Linked DNA regions of Homo sapiens: region 1 is linked to region 2. The links are chromatin loops, found by intact Hi-C in ENCODE. Cell type or tissue: tibial artery. All regions are shown on one strand. Each heading gives the region's core, and the rest is flanking DNA. Links, peaks and the distances in the headings are about the cores only.

The links. A loop is a pair of places that touch in the nucleus more often than their neighbours do. Peaks named below come from ENCODE experiments on the same cell type or tissue, not always from the same donor. Only the 100,000 strongest peaks of a DNase experiment are listed, where the experiment ranks them.
Region 1: a loop joins it to region 2, with 4 times the contacts of the local background. A loop is called at or near these places in 12 of 110 quality-filtered maps.

What each region holds. Positions count from the first base shown.
Region 1 is chr9:100,009,867-100,012,795 of GRCh38, reverse strand. The region is part of intron 8 of ERP44 (endoplasmic reticulum protein 44); the gene reads left to right. Among named protein-coding and RNA genes, the nearest start is that of ERP44, 88 kb to the left of the region's middle. In tibial artery, for the core only: a CTCF peak has its summit at 1,528 (motif pointing right); no DNase peak of the experiment used is centred there.
Region 2 is chr9:99,161,461-99,164,389 of GRCh38, reverse strand. No RefSeq gene overlaps it. Among named protein-coding and RNA genes, the nearest start is that of TGFBR1, 58 kb to the right of the region's middle. In tibial artery, for the core only: a CTCF peak has its summit at 1,406; no DNase peak of the experiment used is centred there; H3K27ac peaks cover 1,912 bases.

The DNA of each region.
Region 1 (2,929 bases), core at 177-2,676, 850 kb before region 2:
AATAGAGAAAAGTGTCTACTTCATCTTTCTGGAAGCAGAAGTCTATGCCAACAGCATTTAAAAACTCTTTAAAAGACTTTTTTTTACCTGATTTAAACGTTGCCTTTGCATTTTAGTACATAAAAATAAGTTAGTATTTTTATGTCAGCATGGTACATTTTTGGTATACCTTTTCCACCATAAAATAATATTTAATTCTTATTAAGCTTGTAGCAATTTCAAATCAAATGTATGAATGTTTGTATGAGATTCTCTGGGTGTGTCTGCTTGGACAGATCATTGCAAACCTAAATCATCTTACATTGGCTCTTTGCTGAGTGTTTCATAGAAAGAGGATTAGTGCTGCCAGGATCCAGTTTAACATGTCAGAATACCCCACTGGGACATCCTACTTGTTTATAATAGCTATTTCTCAAATCAAGGTTCTAAAAATGGCTTCTCATGAAATGTGATTAATATATTTTTAAGCCTGCAAGCTTAAATATCATAAACTTATCAGGCTCTATTGCACTAGATATGCAATAGATATTGCAATAGATATGCAAATTCATTGCATATCTTAATGCAATGCCATATTTTAAAATATTTTGGAATTTTGAATTATAGAAGACTTTTGAGTGAAAATTCTAACACAAGCCTTTTCTTGGAAAGTCTCTTTTTTTTGGTTTGAAGAAGTTGCTTTACCAAATTTTCTAGTTTCTTTTGTTCCTGAGATTCTTTGGTTCTACTTCCTTTTCCCCAGTTTTTTAGAATTTCGGGGAGTATTTCTAATTTGAAAATCTGAAATGCTCCAAAATCCAAAATTTTTTGAGCACCTACATGACACTCTTGGAGCATTTCAGAGTTTTAGATTAGGGATGCTGCAGCGGTAAGAATAATGCAAATATTTCAAAATCCAAAACACTTCTGATCCCAAGCATTTTGAATAAGAGATACTCAACCTTTATTTCTATATGACAGCTTGGCATTTTAAGTCCATTCTTAGTGACCAGAGTATTTTTTTATTCAGTAATGTTCTGTTGCTTTTTTCAGTGTTATTTTTGAACCTGCTTCTCAAAGTAGTATTTCCCTGGATTCTGAGTAATTCATATTGTTAAGATGCATCTTGAGTCATTGTAGTTGTTTTATATGTAGTTTTTTGAGATGGTTTGAATAAATATGCTCAGATTGGGTGTCTTTCTATCTTTAATTATGTGTCATTACCCCCCATGACACACTGGATGCTCAGGTACAGGAGTTCAAATGTTTGGACCAAATAGTGGCTTTCAAACCATTTTTCATTGTAAGGCAAAGTAAGACATTTTCACTAGTATATACATAATTCTCATTTTTCATTGAATAATACCCTTCTATGTGCACTGCACTCAATTTTATATTCTCTTCTTTTCTTTTTAATACTGGATATATAGATTGGACATAGCATGCATAATCTTGTCTTGCCTCCATCTCTTTCCTATCATTAATAGCATTTTAAGGTAGATAAGACATTTCACAGAATTCAAAATACTGCTCCTACAATTTGAGTGTTTGGCCACAAGGTGTCAGTGGTGTGTCATAGTTTTATAGTACCAGAAGCCTAGAAGAGATTGGGATTTAAGCTCCCTCTGCTTTTTAATGCACATTCATACTTATGTTTTTTTTTAACTTAGAATTTATTAATAGAATAGTTAAGTACAAGCAATTGTAAAGCAGACCGTTTGAAGTCCTTTATATCAAACTTTAAGGAAGTAAACATTTAAAAAATATTTCTTTATATTTGAATTGTTAGTCTTTTCCATTTTGATCTTAAACTTGGTTTTGAAAGAGAGGGTGGATTAGACTTTTTCTGCTAACAGTTTATAAAAATGAATGTCCTGGCTTTCTTTTTTTTGCTTTTCTCTTTTTTTTTTTTTTTGAGATGGAGTTTCGCTCTTGTCGCTCAGGCTGGAGTGCAATGGTGCGATCTCGGCTCACTGTAACCTCTGCCCCCCAGGTTCAAGGGATTCTCCTGCCTCAGCCTCCTGAGTAGCTGGGATTACAGGCGCCCACCACCACGCCCAACTAATATTTGTAATTTTAGTAGAGACAAGGTTTCACCATGTTGGTCAATCTGGTCTCGAACTCTGACCTCAGGTGATCCACCCGCCTCAGACTCCCAAAGTGCTGGGATTACAGGTGTGAGCCACCGTGCCCAGCCTGTCCCTGGTTTTCTTACTTCTGTAGGCCTCAGGTATGTTTAGTTGGATTACTTACAATTTTTAAAAAAATTTGCATTCACTCATTTAGTCCTCAGAGGCCCAGGAAAATTTAAGAATTTGTCATGACTATTTGCCTGCTGTGGTAGTTCTTGCAGGGGTAGTTTTTAAAACCAGATTTAAAGGTATAGACCTGGAAAATCTTAAACAGTGAAACGGCATCTCCCTTCCCCGTGGTTGTTGGCACATCTAATAATTCTTGAGATTTATTATGTTGTAAGCAACCATTTAACCATTTAACCAACCATTAAATCATGTAATCTGTGGGGAAGGATCTGTTTCCTGTAAATCTGGTTGTCTTGATATTCTTCTCCTTAATCTTTTAACATTTGTTTGGTAAAGAATATGCTTGTATGGACATAGTAAACTTGGAAGCCTAAGCAGCATGAATTACCACCTATTTAGCAACATTTGTTTATTTATTGATATATGTTGATTGTGAGGAAAAGAGAAATGAAATAAGATTGTCTTCAAGGGGTTTTCAGTTTAATATTTCATATGTACAGATAACGTAACACAAAGTCATGCCCCGTGCCACATGAGGGGCACTGATAAAATGCTCTTGGAGTTTAGAAAAAAGAATTTTCCATTGATAAAATGCTCTTGGAGTTTAGAAAAAAGAATTTTCCTTTGACAGGGATGGAGTGGAATGAGAGATGACTTTAGAGAAGCGGCATTACGTCCTGAAAAGAAAA
Region 2 (2,929 bases), core at 99-2,598:
GAAAAAAGAAAAAAAACTCCAATGGAATATGAATTTGAGCTGAAATTATACTCCAGCAATGCAAGGAAAGTTTATCACGTGTGCACTCGAATGTAAAAATTACTCACGGAAGTACTTGTGCAAAACAAAGGGAATGAAAGAATGAGATTTCAAAAAAATGAGACTGAAGCAAATAAAAAACAATGATACCTGAATAAAAGTGAGGAAAGTAAAAACTACATTAAAAGACCAAGATTTGAATGTTGACAGCTGTGTGGCTGGTATTAAATACATGGAATATTCTTTCTTTCTCTATAGATTTTATCACACTTTTTTCTGCAGTGATTAATATTTGTATAACCACAATATGGTAAATGCTATTTTTATTTGGTTTAAGTATTCAAGCCTAGAAGACTTGGCTGTAGTTCCAGAACAGAATGTAAATGTTATGGGAGGCCGAGATGGGTGGATCATTTGAGGTCAGGAGTTCAAGACCAGCCTGGCCAACATGGTGAAACCCTGTCTCTACTAAAAATACAAAAATTAGCCCGGCGTGGTGGTGGGCTCCTGTAATCAGCTACTCGGGAGGCTGAGGCAGGAGAATTGCTTGAGCCTGGGAGGCGGAGGGTGCAGTGAGCCGAGATTGTGCCACTGCACTCCAGCCTGGCAACAGAGTGAGACCCTGTCTCAAAAAAGGAAAAGAAAAAAAAGAATGTAAAAGTTTTGTTATAAGCCATGAAAGTGGGAAGAATGGTGATCATATATATTGACGTGGAAGAACAAACACTATGTAAAGAAGCAAATGTAAGCTGCAGACTAACATGGTTAATATGACCTCATATATATATGTGCCATATATATGAGCATACAGATAAATAACAGTTATATATAAACATACAGATATATAACATTTACATATATAAACATGACAGATGTATAACATTTATATATAAACATACAGATATATAACATTTTTATATAGAGTCATATTATCCATATTGTTCTCTATTTATATATATAAATGTTATATATCTATATGTTTTATAACTATATGCATTTTTATGTGCATAGCAAAACACCTGGAAAACTTTCATTCACTTTTTACTTTCTACACTTCTGTAGCTTTTGAAACTTTACAACCATGAATAATTGTTATAATTAAAAATGTTAAATAATAGAATACTAGCTTGAAGATTTACCACATTTTTAGCTGGCGTAGGAGATATTGCTTTTGGTAAGGCCTCAAGAAAAACAGTCATTGATTTTGGTATGGCCTCAAGAAAAATAGTCTGATTGAGAACTACATTTAGTAGAACTCAATCTAAAACTAGGTAGAAACCTCAACTCTTTTCTAATATGAAAACAAAACAAACAAACCAAAACACTCCCGCAGACCAGAGACCAAAGAAAGATCAACACTGCCACCTATTGAGGATTTATTGGAGAACAGGCTAAGTTGAGTTTTTTTTAAATTGTGATTTTTAAACAGATTTTGAGATATTTTGAGATCTGCACAGACCTGAAATCTGGGTTATCTTCCACCAGGCACACGGATTCTTAGCCATAGAAGTAAGGAATCAGGAGCATACTGAGGGATGCTTGGGAAGGTATGAGTGACAGTTTAAGAAACAGACTCTGTTCAGCCTAGTAAAGAGCCTACCCAAAGGGACTTGGTCTCAGTTTCTTACTTGCTGTGCTACAGGACAAAGGCTGGGAGTGTGGGACCCTGGCAGACGAGTGGGGAGGAGATATGGGCCAACATATGTCACTCTGCTAGAAAGAATGTTTTAATTGTTACTTTCCAAAAATAAGATAATGTTCTGTGAAAACAGTGAAGGCACCCTGCTCACTGAATATATGTCAATAGAGAAGCACTGTGACCCTCCATCCTGGAAGTTACAGAAGAACATCAGCATTTCTGAGGAAGTTAGATTACAGTTAGATTATCTGCATGCACTCGTGTATTCAACCAAATACTTATTGATGCCCACTCTATGTTAAGTACTATGCAGGGCCCCTTCCACCCAGAGTCACAGATCCCATTCGACTGGCTTTTGGAATGACTCAAACATAGCCATGGCATGAGATAGTCCAGGAGGAATCAAGCTATATATTTGGTGAGCCATCCTAAACTCAGCCTGTATTTGGCAAGCACCGAATGTCTGTATCAAACTTAACCATGCTTAGGACACATTCTTTAAAAAGGTAGGCAGTGGCCGGGCGTGGTGGCTCACGCCTGTAATCCCAGCAGTTTAGGAGGCCGAGGCGGGCGGATCACAAGGTCAGGAGTTCGAGACCAGCCTGGCCAACATGGTGAAACCCCATCTCTACTAAAAATACAAAAATTAGCCGGGCGTGGTGGCAGGCGCCTGTAATCCCAGCTACTCAGGAGGCTGAGGCAGGAGAATCACTTTAACCTGGAAGGCAGAAGTTGCAGTGAGCCGAGATCTCACCACTGTACTCTGGCCTGGGTGAAAGAGTGAAACTCTGTCTCAAAAACAAACAAACAAATAAACAAACAAAAAACATAGGCAATGCGATCTGATGAACCAAACTCTTGTTCATTTTTAAAGGTTGACAATGAGACACCATCTCACACCAGTCAGAATGGCTCTTATTAAAAGTCAAAAAATAATAGATGGTGGGGAGGCTGCAGAGAAAAGGGAATCCTTGCACACTGCTGCTGGAAATATAAAGTTCCACCACTGTGGAAAGCAGTTTGGAGGTTTCTCAAAGAGCTTAAAACAGAACTACCATTCAACCCAGCAGTTCCATTACTCAGATACCCAAGGGAAAATACATTGTTCTATCAAAAAGATGCTCACATGTTTATTGCAGCACTATTCACAATAGCAAAGACATGGAATCAACCTAGGTGCCCATCCACGGTGGATTGGATAAAGAAAATGTGGTACATATACACCATGGAATACTATACGATCATAAAAAA